Linked DNA regions of Homo sapiens: region 1 is linked to region 2. The links are chromatin contacts, found by Hi-C or POLR2A ChIA-PET in ENCODE. All regions are on one chromosome and are shown on one strand. Each heading gives the region's core, a stretch centred on a gene start or an enhancer-like site at or near the end of the contact. The rest is flanking DNA. Distances are from core to core; before and after follow the strand shown.

Evidence for each region. Hi-C counts contacts between places; a loop is a spot of excess contacts on that map. ChIA-PET counts read pairs that join two places held with the same protein, here RNA polymerase II (POLR2A). Pooled maps may share reads with other maps.
Region 1: a map of B cell shows a loop between it and region 2 (12-fold over the local background). The contact joins the promoter of MRPL57 here to the promoter of MTMR6 in region 2. A Hi-C loop is called at or near these places in 1 of 168 maps with a recorded cell type or tissue (B cell) and 6 of 50 pooled maps. POLR2A ChIA-PET finds 5 or more read pairs at or near these places in 1 of 52 experiments (activated CD4-positive, alpha-beta T cell).

What each region holds. Positions count from the first base shown.
Region 1 is chr13:21,173,466-21,180,707 of GRCh38, reverse strand. MRPL57 (mitochondrial ribosomal protein L57) reads right to left here and starts at 4,050. Exons shown (of 2, transcript NM_024026.5): 1 at 3,991-4,050; 2 at 1,624-3,796. The coding sequence starts at 3,791. The coding sequence ends at 3,483. SKA3 (spindle and kinetochore associated complex subunit 3) reads left to right here and starts at 4,156. Exons shown (of 9, transcript NM_145061.6): 1 at 4,156-4,333. The coding sequence starts at 4,231. RefSeq lists enhancers at 3,581-3,900, 3,916-4,638, 5,361-6,083.
Region 2 is chr13:25,284,995-25,292,305 of GRCh38, reverse strand. It overlaps MTMR6 (myotubularin related protein 6), which reads left to right and starts at 4,818. Exons shown (of 14, transcript NM_004685.5): 1 at 4,818-5,082. The coding sequence starts at 5,059. RefSeq lists enhancers at 4,505-4,674, 4,775-5,114, 4,818-5,438.

The DNA.
Region 1 (7,242 bases), core at 2,801-5,300, 4.1 Mb after region 2:
TTGGGGACCAGCCTGGGCAACATGGCGAAAACTTGTCTCTACAAAAAAATACAAAAATCAATTGAGCATGGAGGTTGAGGTTGCAGTGAGGCAAGATGGCACCACTGCAATCCAGCCTGAGCAACAGAGCAAGACCCTGTCTCAAAAAAAAAAAAAAAAAAAGTGAATCATCTAACAAAACACAGTAATTTTTGTTAATGAGGAAAAACATTTAATGCTGGCAAATAAGACTCCCACTCTCATACATTAGTCTTGAAATTTTGCACTACCTTTCTGGAAAGCCATTTGTTATCAGAATATTTAAATGTTACAGTTACAGCTTTCGGCTCTAAATTCTATTTATCTATCTCAATACATTTTTGATTCATTTCATTTTAGAGATAGGGTCTCACTATGTTGCCCAGGCTGGTCTCACACTCTTGGCATCAAGCAATCCTCCTACCTCAGCCTCCCGAAGTGCTGGGGTTTCAGGCTGAGCCACCATACACAGCAAAAAAAAAAATTGAGACATTGTTCTGTTCCCCAGCCAGGAATGTAGTGGCACAATCATAGCTCACTGCAGCCTCAAGCTCCTGGGCTCAATATCTCAATATATTTTCAAAAAGCGTATGTATAAGGAGACTAAAAGAAAAAAAAATGAAGATTATCTCGTTAATGGGAAATAGTGAATAATGGGATTGAATTTTTTTTTCTATATATTTAACAGTCAACAAGATTTCTTTTTTGGCGGGGGTTAATCCATCGCTGCAAGCATTTATCCTTTCTTTGTGTTACAAACAATCCAATTGTAGTATTTTAGCTATTTTTTTCTTGAGACAGGGTCTTACTCTGTGGCCCAGGCTGGAGTGTCGTGGCACAACCACAGCTCACTGCAGCCTCAACCTCCCCAGCTCAAGCCATCCTTCTGCCTCAGTCTCCCAAGCAGCTAGGACTACAGGTGCACACCATGGGCCTGGCCAATTTTTTGATTTTTTGTAGAGTTCTCACTATGTTGCCCAAGCTGGTCTCCAATTCTTAGGCTTCCCAAAGTGTTGGGATTGCAAACGTTAGCCAGTGTGCCAGGCCATCTTTCAGCTATTTATTTTTATTTTTTTGAGATGGAGTCTTGCTCTGTCACCAGGCTGGAGTGCAGTGGCACAATCTCAGCTCACTGCAATCTCCAACTCCCTGGTTCAAGTGATTCTCCTCCTGCCTCAGCCTCCCGAGTAGCTGGAATTAAAGGCATGTGCCACCATGCCCAGCTAGTTTTTCTATTTTTTAGTAGAGATGGGGTTTCACCATATTGGCCAGGATGGTCCCGATCTCCCGACCTCGTGATCCGCCTGCCTAGACCTCCCAAAGTGCTGGGATTACAGGCGTGAGCCACCACACCCGGCCTCAGCTATTTTTAAATGTTCAATAAATTATTGTTGACCGTACTCACCCAAGATTTCTGTATTATACAGCAATTCAATCTCAAGTCCATCTCATCACTGGCTGTAACTGTGGACAGTTCCTTAAATGTTTCCTCAAATATAAAATAGTTCCAACCGTATAGAGTGCTGTATACTGTGTCACCAAATGCATATTGTATAGGGTACTGTATTACACTACTATATACAGTATGTATTTAGAAACACAAAGTTTTTGACTATTTTTATTATATTCTGAAAGCGAACATCTTCAACTGGTAAATTACATGGTATATTAAATTATTTTCAAAAAAGATATTTTTATTTATATTATTATATGTATTTTTTGAGATGGTGTCTCACTCCCGTCATGCAGGCTGGAGAGCAGTGGCACGATCTCAGCTCACTGCAACCTCCACCACCTGGGTTCAAGCAATTCTCCTTCCTCAGCCTTCCCAGTAGCTAGGATTACAGGCATGCATGACCAAGCCTGGCTAAATTTTTTTTGCTGATTTTTATATTTTTAGTAGAGATGGGGTTTCACCATATTGGCCAGGCTGGTCTCGAACTCCTGACCTTGTGATCCGCCCACCTTGGCCTCCCAAAGTGCTGGGATTACAGGCGTAAGCCACCACGCCCGGCTAATTTTTGTATTTTTAGTAGAGATGGGGTTTCGCCATGTTGGCCAGGCTGGTCTGGAACTCCTGATCTCAGGTGATCCTTCTGCCTAAGCCTCCCAAAGTGATGGGATTACAGAAGTGAGCCACCGTGTGGGCCTCAGCCATACAACTTTGACAAAGTTCTTTGTGTGTCTTCCCAGTCAATAGTGGTTTCTCCTTTATTCCTGTTCCCACAGACGCAATTCTGATTTTTTTCCCCACCTAAATTTTCTTTTTCTGTCGCCCAGGCTAGAGTGCAGTGACACAATCTCGACTTACTGCAGCCTCCACCTCCTGGGTGCAAGCGATTCTCCTGCCTCAGCCTCCTGAGTAGCTGGGATTACAGGCCTCACCACTGCACCCGGCTAATTTTATGTATTTTCAGTGGAGACAGGGTTTCACCATGTTGGTTGGGCTGGTCTTGAACTCCTGGCCTCAAGTGATCTGCCCGCCTCAGCCTCCCAAAGTGCTGGGATTACAGGCGTGAGCCATCCCGCCTGGCCATATATTATTGTTATTTTAGATAGGGTCTCGCTATGTTGCCCAAGCTGGACTCAAGCAATATTCCTGAATAGCTGGGACTACATGCAAGCACCACAGCACCCTGCCAAAATAGCTAAAAAATACACCTTCCTGTAACAGCTCTGATAAATATCTTTTACTTCGTTTATTTTTCTTTTTTGAGATGCAGTCTCCCAGGCTGGAGTGCAGCGGCATGCTCTCGGCTCACTGCAACCTCCGCTTCATTGCAACCTCTGCCTCTGAGGTTCAGGCGATCCTCCCACCTCAGCGTCCCAAGTAGCTGGGATTGCAAGCCTGCACCAACATACCCAGCTAATTTTTTTTGTATTAGTAGAGACGGGTTTTATCACCTTGGCCAAGCTGGTCTTGAACTCCTGACCTCAAGTGATCCGCCCGCCTTGGACTCCTAAAGTGTTGGGATTACAGGCGTGAGCCACCGCACCCGGCCTCTTTTACTTCGCTTAAATGTCCAATTTTAGTAGTAAAATCCCGGAAAATGTTTTTAGGAGTATGTTTAACTGAAAAGCTCATATTTTCTTTCATTTTTGGGCAATTCTTAAGGTAAGCAAACTAATGTTGCATGATAAAGCCCCCATCAAGTATCTCATACTTAAGCAAAGACCTCAAATCATTGTGGCTTTATTGCAGCTTTCCTTCAAAATATCATCTGTGACTGAGGAAATCCCTATCTTCCTATCAGACTAATGAAACCACAGGACAGCAATTAGACTTTTAAGTATTGGGGGTTTAGAGCTCTAGATATTCGATATGCAGACTACTCATGTTTGTTTGTTTTAATAAAGACTGGTCCAAAGGCTCATTTTCACACAAGCTACAGTTTTTCAGTTCCAGGACCAGGTAAAGATGGTCAGCTCCGTGATCCATAAAATCCAAGGGTGACGACTCAGGATTAGGACCATTTCTTGGTGACATTGAGATGGTCGAGCTGGTCCGCAATGAATCTATGCGGGGGGAACTTGGAAGTGGCGGCCGCCTTTATGGCCTCGAAGGCCTCCCTCCTGCGCACCGCGGCGTGGCCGCGCTCCTGCTCCCGGGTCATGTAGGGCATGCTCAGCCAGTAATGGTTCTCCGCCTCGATCTCCAGGCGGCGGATCATGTTCTGCTTGGCGCGCAACGACACGAACCGCGGCCGCCGGTGCTTCCCGATCCACTGACGGCCGGGAATGCGGCCGCGCCAGAGGAGCGCAGTCAGGAACATGGTGCCTGCGGAAGAGAGGGACGGGCTTTGCGGAGGCGAACTGGCGCGGCCGGACCTGGAGAGAGCAGCGGGCGCGCGCTCCAGCTCACGCCTACGGGAGTTCCCGCACCGCCTCCCCTCCAGAGAAGCGGGGAGCCCAGGTAAGGCCAGCAGGCGAAGAAGGAGCTCCCTAGAGAACCGAATTCGCACAGCTACTCACCTGCCGCGCTGCTCAAGACTCTGCGTCTCCGCGGCCGCCAGCAGACGCCGTGGCGTAAGCGCACCCGTCTCGCGGGGTCTCCTGGGGCCTCGGCGAGAGACTTCGGCTCTCGCGAGAGAGGACTGCGCCTGCGCAGAGCCGAGGACGCGTCCGGCGCCGAGATTCAAACTAGTGGCGGGAGGCTGTGAGCTGAGCGGTGGGGTCTGCGTACGCCTGGAGTCCTTCCCCGCTGTGCTCAGCATGGACCCTATCCGGAGCTTCTGCGGGAAGCTGCGGTCTCTGGCCAGCACGCTGGACTGCGAGACGGCCCGGCTGCAGCGAGCGCTGGACGGAGAGGAAAGCGGTGCGTGAGGCGGGCGGCCAGGGCACGGTGCGTGGGGTGCGCCGCGGGCGGAGGGGCGTGGCGAGTGGACGGTATGTCCCACGGGAACCGCCAGGCACTGACGGCGTGGACGGCTGCCACCGAGGCGCAGGGCGGGTGCTGCGCGTCTCACTGCTCGGCGTTTGGCGTTAGCGTAGCTCCCGGGCCTGTTTATGGTTTATTCCTAGGAACCCTTGTCGCGTGTCCGTTTTAGACCCATGTACAACCCCACGGCTCTCTTGAGATAATGAAAGTAGCACTATTACGTTATAAACAGAGACAGCAGCACTTAAGAATAAGAACCTAAATTAACAGATTGAGCTCATAATACATATACTAATTTATACGTGATATGCTTTCGTCACATACAATATGTGTGCTTGTCAGTAAAATACCATGTAAACCTAAACAGTTTCTCTTAGAATCAAGCTATTTAACGTTCTTTACACAATACTTTACACATATAGTGACTTTTTTCTCACTCACGTGGTCCACAGTTGCAGTAAACCTCTGTGTTTTTCCCGCTAAACCATGTTGCCAACACAAACACTAGTACTCAACAGTGCTGGGGTTTAAAAAAATATGTGTATATAAATAAAGCAAAATTCACCATTCCCCTTTTTATTAGAGATTTTTTAAATTGTTGAAAAAGTAGTTCAGATTTTGGAATTATTTCATAAATGTCATAATTGTAATGTGCTTTAAAATATTACACCCTGCAGACTACTTTTACTTTAATTATATAATGAATGATCTCCAGTCACTTGAAAATGTCTATTTCTGCCCGGCGCGGTGGCTCACGCCTGTAATCCTAGCACTTTGGGAGGCTGAGGCGGGCGGATCACAAGGTCAGGAGATCGAGACCATTCTGGCTAACACGGTGAAACCCCGTCTCTACTAAAAATACAAAAAATTAGCCGGGCGTGGTGGCGGGCGCCGGTAGTCCCAGCTACTCGGGAGGCTGAGGTAGGAGAATGGCGTGAACCCGGGAGGCGGAACTTGCAGTGAGCCGAGATCCGCCACTGCACTCCAGCCTCGGCGACAGAGCAAGAGTCCGTCTCAAAAAGAAAAAAAGATTTGGCCGTGCACGGTGGCACACGCCTGTAATCCCAGCATTTTGGGAGGCCGAGGTGGGTGGATCGCCCGAGGTCAGGAGTTCAAGACCAGCCTGGCCAACGTGGTGAAACCTCGTCTCTACTAAAAATACAAAACAATTAGCTGGGCATAGTAGTGGGCGCCTGTAATCCCAGCTACTCGGAGGCTGAGGTGGGAGAATCGCTTGAACCCTGGAAGCGGAGGTTGCAGTGACCCGAGATCGCGCCACTGCACTCCAGCCTGAGCGATCTTAGACTCCATCTAAGAAAGAAAAAACTATCTTCAGATGGTCATCAGGAATGTGAAAAGACATCAATTTCATTAGTCATCAAGGAAATGCAAATTTCATTAGTCATCAAGGAAATGCAAATTAAATCTCAATGTAGTACAGTTGCATACCCAGCAGGATAGCTAAAACGAAAAAGAGAAAATTACCAAGTGTTTGGAAAGATGTGGAACAAATGCGCTTTTTGTTGTTGTTGTTGTTGTTGTTGGAGCAGTACGCACTTTTTTTTTCTTTTTTTAAAATTATTATACTTTTAAGTTCTAGGGTACATGTGCACAACGTGCAGGTTTCTTACATATGTATACATGCACCATGTTGGTGTGCTGTACCCATTATCTCGTCATTTACATTAGGTATATCTCCTAATGCTATCCCTCCCCCCTTCCCTCACCCCATGACAGGCCCAAGTGTGTGATGTTCCCCTTCCTGTGTCCAAGTGTTCTCATTGTTCAATTCCCACCTATGAGTGAGAACATGCGGTGTTTGGTTTTTTGTCCTTGCAATAGTTTGCTGAGAATGATGGTTTCCAGATTCATCCATGTCCCTACATAGGACATGAACTTATCCTTTTTTATGGCTGCACATGGTGTATATGTGTCACATTTTCTTAATCCAGTCTATCATTGATGGACATTTGGGTTGGTTCCAAGTCTTTGCTATTGTGAATAGTGCGGCAATAAACATAAGTGTGCATGTGTCTTTATAGCAGCATGATTTATAATCCTTTGGGTATATACCCAGTGATGGGATGGCTGGGTCAAATGGTATTTTTAGTTCTAGATCCTTGAGGAATTGCCACACTGTCTTCCACAATGGTTGAACTAGTTTACAGTCCTACCAACAGTGTAAAAGTGTTCCTATTTCTCCACATCCTCTCCAGCACCTGTTTTTTCCTGACTTTTTAATGATTGCCATTCTAACTGGTGTGAGATGGTATCTCATTGTGGTTTTGATTTGCATTTCTCTGATGGCCAGTGATGATGAGCAGGAACAAATGCACTTCTTATGCACTGCTGGTGGGAGTGTGAACTGTAAAAATCATGTTGGAAAACTAGCAGTATTTACTGAAGTTGAGCATATGCATAACATATAATCCAGCACTTTTTCTGAGTCTCTTAACATACAGAAATATGAATACGTTGGTACCAAAGACATGTTCTAGGAAGTTCAAAGCAAGAGTATTCATAATAATTCCAAACTAGGCACAATCCAAAGTGTTTCAACAATAGAATAAATAAATATGGTATCACGCAGTGGAAATGCTACACAATAATGAACATGGATTAGATTACGAACGTGGAAGAATGTAACAGTTGAGTGAAAGAAGCCAGTCGCAAAAGAGTACATATTGTTTGAGTCCATTAAATCAAGTTCATAAGTGACAAAACTACTTCATGGCGTTAGAAATCAGGGTAAGGTGGCTGGGTGCAGTGGCTCACGCCTATAATCCCAACACTTTGAGAGGCCGAGGCGGGTGGATCACTTGAGGTCAGGAGTTCAAGACCAGCCT
Region 2 (7,311 bases), core at 3,569-6,068:
CTAACCCTAAAAACAAGTCTCTTCCTGATTATCTTCCTTCAGATTAGTTTGTAAGTTGCAGTGGACTACTCAATTGAATTGTAACAGTATTAAGTGTGCTCTTGGCATAATTGATGAGATCAGGCAGCAGAAAATGCTTAATCTGATGAATTTTATTGTATGTCAACATTTTTAAAGGGAAGGATAGGAATGTAGGAACACAGGTGCATATTGAATCCTCTGAAACTGGATCGTGTGCTTTATAAATATTACTAACAATAAAACAAATATTAGTGAATGAACCTCTTCTCTTTCCAATGTCTCTTCATTTCCCACCCCTTGTATTGAGGGGAAATGGGTCTCTTTGTTCCTTGCAGTAATCACCAAGGGGAGAGCTGGCAACAGAGAGGCAGATGGCCTGGATCATCTGGATCCTATATATGGTACCTGACTGGGGCTTCTACTCAGCTACTGCTGCTAACAGGACATCTGTTCCCAGAGCTCCCTGTGCCTTTCACATGCACAGGGTCTTCAAATAATGATGTAGGGACCCCCAACAAAAGTACCAAGCCCCTACCCCATCATTCAATAATGAAGCTTAACAATAGGCAAATTCTCCTATAAAGAGTAAGTTTCCAATCAGCATTTTATTGCTGGAAAGGACCATTAAAGATGATTAGATATTGGAGGATCGCTTCTGACATCAAAGTCAGAGACCAAAACAGCAAACGTAGAGAGAACCTAAAAGGAATAGGGTTCAGGAAGCAAAAATTACAAGAAATACATAAATAAATGAAAACTATTATTCACCTAGGAGAGATGAGCTCTTACATGTATCAGAGCAGGAGGCTAGAAAACAAATAAATGAACAAACTGAAAAACAAAGAAAAATAGGAAAATGTATGTAACCAAAAAGATCTCTTCACTTAGAAACAATAACATTCTAGTAGACAAACCTTGTGCTCAGATTTTGGATTCTTTTTTTTTCCAGTTAGGTCATCTTGGGTTCAGAACAGATCTTGGATTCTAATAACATTTTCCAATAAAAGGAACCAGGGCTCCTTGGGGAAATGGATGATTCTAGGGCTGGGGTGGGAAAGATGCAAGATGAGCCTGGAGCATCTTGTGGTATAGCATACCTGTATTCCCAGCTACTCAGAAGGCTGAGACAGGAAGGTTGCTTGAGCCCAGGAGTTTGAGGCTGTAGTGCACTATGATCACACCTATGAACAGCCACTGCACTCCAGCCTGGGCAATATAGCGAGACCTCATCTCTAAAAAATAAATAAATAAATAAAAATAAAGTCTATTTAAAGTGAAAACACTTAGAAATTAAAAATATAAGCCAGGCACAGTGGCTCATGCCTGTAATCCCAGCACTTTGGGAGGCAAACCTTGTGCTCAGTAGACAAAAAAGGAAGAAAAAGAAGAATCCAAGATCTGAGCACAAGGTTTGTCTACAATTATATATGTATGTGCATGTATATGTGTGTATATATATATACATACACATACATACACACATGTACATATATATAATTGCAGCAATTAAAAATATTAGAAATAATGGAGTATTCTAAAAATATTAGAAACAATGAAGTATTAAGAATTTCCTAGAGAGTAGATTAGAAAGGTAAATTCTTAAAAAATAGGAGTGAAAGAATAGTAAAATTAGGAAGTCAGACCAGGAATTTCTACTGAAAAAAGAAAGGGGCTGGGCACAGTGGCTCACATCTGTAATTCCAGCACTTTGGGAGGCTGAGGCAGGCAGATCACTTGAGCCCGAGAGTTTGAGACCAGCATGGGCAACATGGAAAAAACCCGTCTCTACAAAAAATACAAAAATTAGTCAGGCTTGGTGGTGCACGCCTGTAGTCCCAGTTACTCAGGAGGTTGAGGTGGGAAGATTGCTTGAACCTGAGGGGTTGAGGCTGTAGTGAGCTGAGATTGTGCCACTGCACTCCAACCTCAGTGACACAGTGAGACCCTGTCTCAAAAATAAATAAATAAAAATAAAACAAAATAAAAAGAAAGGAGAAAGGACAGGAGGGAAATAGGAAAGAAGAAAGATGAGGGAGAGAAGAGAGGTGAGAAGAATAAAAAAAATTTTTAAAGGGAAAAAAGAAAAAGGAAGAAGGAAAAAGAACGAAACAGTAATTATTACAGAAATAATACAAGAAAATGTCCCAGAATTGAAGGACTTATGTTTTCAGATTACAGAGCTCAAAACACTGGGCAGAAAAATAAACAAGAAAGCTAAGTTTTATTATGTTGAAATTTTAGACCATTGGAGATAAAGAGATCCAAAAAGCATCCTGAGAAAGTAGAAGCGACACCTAAAGGGAAATCGGAATGCCAGCGGATTTCTGAACAACTGCATTGAAAGTCAGGATATGTCTCTGGGAGCTTTCAAAATCCTAATTAAAATTACAGAATTCTAGACCTAGCCAAACTTCCCGTCAAGGATTTATGCTCCATTCACCCTTTCTCAGGAAGTTAATACAGAATATACTACATCAGAATAAAACAATGCAAGTAAGTAAATCAAGAAAGATAAACCACAGGATCTAAAAATTCAGCACAAGTAACCAACACATTTCTCAGGCCCATGGTGAGGAGAGTCCCAGGATAATATCCATTCAGTAGGCTCAGAGAACACAAGTGCAAACTGGAGCAAAAGGAGAAAAGGCTCCTAGAAGCATCTGGAGACCTCTAAAGAGATGTCTCGAGGAAAGATAATGGAACTGAGTGATTGCCAGATTTAACCATAAGGAATATTCTATCTAGTGCAAGAGTATTCAACTCAAGAGTCAAAGAAACGTCATTTAATATTTTATCTGTTATTTTACTTTCTTTCTGTAAAGCTAGGTAATTTTCTAGCCTATCATATTAACATAAATAGAACTTTAATATGGATTTTGAGAAGCAAATCAATGTAAAACAGTTGTTAAGAATACAGACTCTGAAGTCAGCCTGTCTGGCTTTATAACATGGATCTTGGCTTTATCTGCTATGTGATATTGGGCAAGTTACTTCACTTCATTGTGTCTCGCTTGTCTCATCTCTAAAATAAAGAAAGCAATAGCATTTTCCTCAGAATACCCGTAAAGCACTCAGTACATTTGGTCACCTGACATCATTATGATTGCCTCTCTGTGAGAATTGGTAAAGAGAGGACACAGGAAGTGAGGAGATGAGAAGAGGGAGGATAATCTGTAGGGGAATGGGGAAGGAGGAAGTTGTAAATTGGGAGGAAAATGATATAAAAAGTTTTGTTAAGAAAGTCTTGCTGTATGCTATACAATTCACCTCTTTCTGTTTTCTCAAAAAGCAATCCTCAGTAAAGACCTACATTACTTTTCTCTCTCTCTATATATATATATATGTGTATATATATATATATGTATATATATATATATATATATGTGTATATATATATATATATATATTTTTTTTTTTTTCTGAGCAGGATTTGTGGGGTTTTTTTTCGGGGGGAGGGGGTGGATGTGATACTGTACTAAGGTTGGTTTCTAGGTGGTTTAATGTAACTCTTATTACATATTTAGCTTAGAGGAGTCAGCAACTCCACCGCAAAGGCTGTTGTGTTTAATAACCATCTCCATTGCTTTGGCAATCTGTCTGAAACATCGTAGGCACTCAAAACAAAACAAACCAAGACAACTTGAACAAAATGAAACAAATAAGTGAAACAAAATTTTTAATTATAAAAGAAAATTTAGATGTTAGGCTTTTCTAACACCAATCACAGTATGAAAGATGAAGATTACAAACCTTAACCGGCTTAGTACAGAATACTTACAAAACGTAGAGCAGAGTTTCTCGGACTCTAACTCCTGACCTCAAGTGATCCGCCCGCCTCAGCCTCCCAAAGTTCTGGGATTACAGGCGTGAACCACCGCGCCTGGCATAGAGCAGGGTTTCTCAACCTCTGCACTGTTGTCATCTGCCGGATAATTCCCTGTAGTTGGGGGGTTGGTCTGGTGCCTAGTAGGGTGTTCAGCAGCCGACTTGTGACTTGGCCTCCACCCACCAGTTGCCCCCCGCCGCCACCCCCCCACCACCACCATTTGAGACAACCAAAAATATCTCCAGATGTTACCAAATGTCCCCCGGGGAGAAAACTCACTCCAGGCTGAGAAGTACCACATTAGACGTGTTCTAACAAAAATTACCTGTAACCCTCACCTAGAAATGTAAACTTTTTGTTTACATAAATAAAAATTACAGAGCACGGCTACATTGAACTTATTGTTCCATAGTCAGTTTTTTCTTCACTCAGTAATGCAGCATTAACATTTTCGTTATGTGATATCCCTCTACAGGATGAGTTTTAATGGATGCTGGTGCTAACATCGTATGAAATTGAGGTAGGAGGCGGGACTCTGACACCAGACCAGATTGAGGACTAGCTAATCATCATACTTTACATAAGGAATCCGTAGGATTGGAGAGTTGATTGTTTCAAATAAGGCTGGTTTCCTTATTTGGTTATTTCCTTAGAATAATAACTCCAAATCTGATTATTTCCTTAGAATACATTCTTATGAGTAGAACTGCAGCTCAAACTAAATTTGGTGCTGTCCAGTGGTATGGCGATGGACTTCAGAACATCCTCCACTCTTGCCCTCACCCCACAAGAACCCTTTACTCGGGATCCATTCTCACGCAGTCTTCCTCCCCGACCGCCCCGCGCGTCCGCTCGGCGGGATGACAAAGACCGCCTCGGGTGGGGTGGTGAGCAGTACCGGCCTCCTCCAGCAGGGGGCGCTGTGGGATCCGCCGCTGTCCGGGACGAACCAGCAAGCCGCTCTCGGTCCACACACGCTCTGTCTGCCTGCCCCGAGTCCCCCGGGAGGCCGCGGGGTTTGGGGAAGTGTTTCTAGGAGACGGCGCTCACCGGCTGCACCTGCGCCGTTGACGCCACCGGGGCCGGCAGACAGACCCGCGGCGCTGGCTGGTGGAGGGAGTTCCCGCTTGCTCTCTGTCGCTGTCACCGCCCTGTTTCTGTAGCCGTATGGTACGCCTGTGAGACCGGCTGCCGGCTGACGTCTCCTTGCGATGGAGCATATCCGGACGACCAAGGTAGTCGGGCGCGGGATCGCCAGTCTTCAGGGGCCCTGCTCTGACCCGGCTGAGGCAGGAGGAGACGAAGGCTCTGCTGGCCTGACTGGGGCTGGGAGCCGGCCCGGCGGAGACCCGGCCCGGGGCGGGAGGGTCTGGCCAGGCCTGGTCTGGGAGGGCAGGGTTAGCTTGGGCCAAGCGGGGTGCAGAGGCCTCCTGTACCTACAGGAGCAGGGGTCCCACTTTCAGCATCTTGGAGTGCGTAGAGATAAGTCTGGGAAAACTGGTCACCGCCCTCCTAGCTCTACGTTTTCTCGGGCAAAATTGGGGCTCCTTTAACTTTGGAGTCTTTCAGCCTTTCGTTGCCTCATCAACCGGAAAACCGTCTTCAAATTAACATTATGATGCTGTGTAAGCTTGTCCTTGCTCACATTTCATTGTCCCGTGTCACAGATTCACAGTACGAGTTTTGGAGGAACCGAGATCAGCACTCCGCTCCACCTCCCTTTGCTGTCTCGGTCTCCAGTCTTTCGCATCCGGTGTTTCCGTGTCTGTGCTTCATACTTCAGGCATTGTCCTGTGTCAGTAGTCAAGAGTTCTGGAGAAGGGAAAAATGTTATTCCATATTTTAAAAGGTCGGATGCAGCTTTATTCGATTGACCTTATTGCACTCCATGCTTAATTTTTGTGTGTGGAAGACCTTCATTTTGAGAACGAACAAATATTTTTATTTCGTTACAAATTTAAAAACGGAAGGAAATGACATCAGAATGTTACCAAATTACGTTTCCAACGACATTTAAGTTTAACTTTGAGAGGGAGAAAAACATAAATCGAGACGAGAAGAATAACATTTTAAAATCACTGCGAGCCCACTGCAAGGCAGCCTCTTGACGTTTTGGCAAAGCTGAAGCCCTTTAGTTGCTGCCCATCTTAAAATTACGGCTCATTTAGGGAACCACAGATGTTCGTTATCTTCATTGTTCCAAGAAGAATTTGTGTTTTTAAAAATTTTTTAAATGTTTCACAAACCTTTTAAAGGTATACATAAATTTTTATTGGAGCTTGTCTTTAACATTGTGCATACCGTATCTAGTAAAATTGAAGATTCTGAAAACTAACCCCTTAACATTTTTTTTTAAGAGAAGAAAGATAAAATAACTTGAGAATTCAAGTTGTGGGTACTTAAATTTTGAAAATGGAAGGGTGCTTAAGTCTATAACCAAACTCGTAGAAGGTGCACAGAGGAAAAGAGGACTAGAGTGGACATTGGATCAGGTTCTTGTATTGGTTCCAGATATGTATTATGTAGTAGCTAAGTGCACGTGACTTCCTTCTGCATCAGTTCGAAGCTCCTCTATTTTTCATATGCTTTCTACGGTGCATAGCACACAATCGAAAACCGGTAAAAGGCTGGGCACGGTGGCTCACGCCTGTAATCCCAGCACTGTGGGAGGCCGAGGTGGGCGGATCACTTGAGGTAAGGAGTTCGAGACCAGCCTGGACAACCTGGCAAAACCCCATATCTACTAAAAATACAAAAATTAGCCGGGCATGGTGGCAGGCGCCTGTAATCCCAGCTACTCAGAGGCTGAGGCAGGAGAATTGCTTCAACCGGGGAAGTGGAGATTGCAGTGAGCCAAGATGGCACCAGTGCACTCCAGCCTGGGCAATAGAGCGGGACTCAGTCTCAAAAAAAAAAAAGAAAGCCGGGTGGGGTGGTATGTACCTGTAGTCCCAGCTACTCGGGAGGCTGAGATGGGAGGATGGCTTGAGCCCACGAAGTGGAGGTTGCAGTGAGCCAAGATTGCGCCATTGCCCTCCAGCCTGGGTGACATAATTGGGGGGGGGGGGGCGGAAAAGAATAAAAAATCAGTAAAAGTAAACTGAATCTGATCAACTAGAGCAAATCCTATTCTTAGGTGGATGATAAGAGTGAACAGACTTGGAAAATATTTAGGATCCCTTGGTTATTTTAAATCTTTCCTCATTCAATTTATTATGAATATATATCTTTGTTTTTATTTGTAGAGTTGTAGCCCCTCTTATTAGCTCTTTGAAAGTTGTCACTGGTGACTTTCATTTTGTCTGATATTCCTCCTTATCTACCAACTGATGAACTTTTCTTCAAGTAATGCTCTGATTTTGACTTATCTTTACACAGTGGTCTCATGCTAGTGGTTTAATAAGGCCTTTTTAGAGACTAAGAAATTTCTGATGAATTGTCTATTAAAACTACTTTTCAAATAT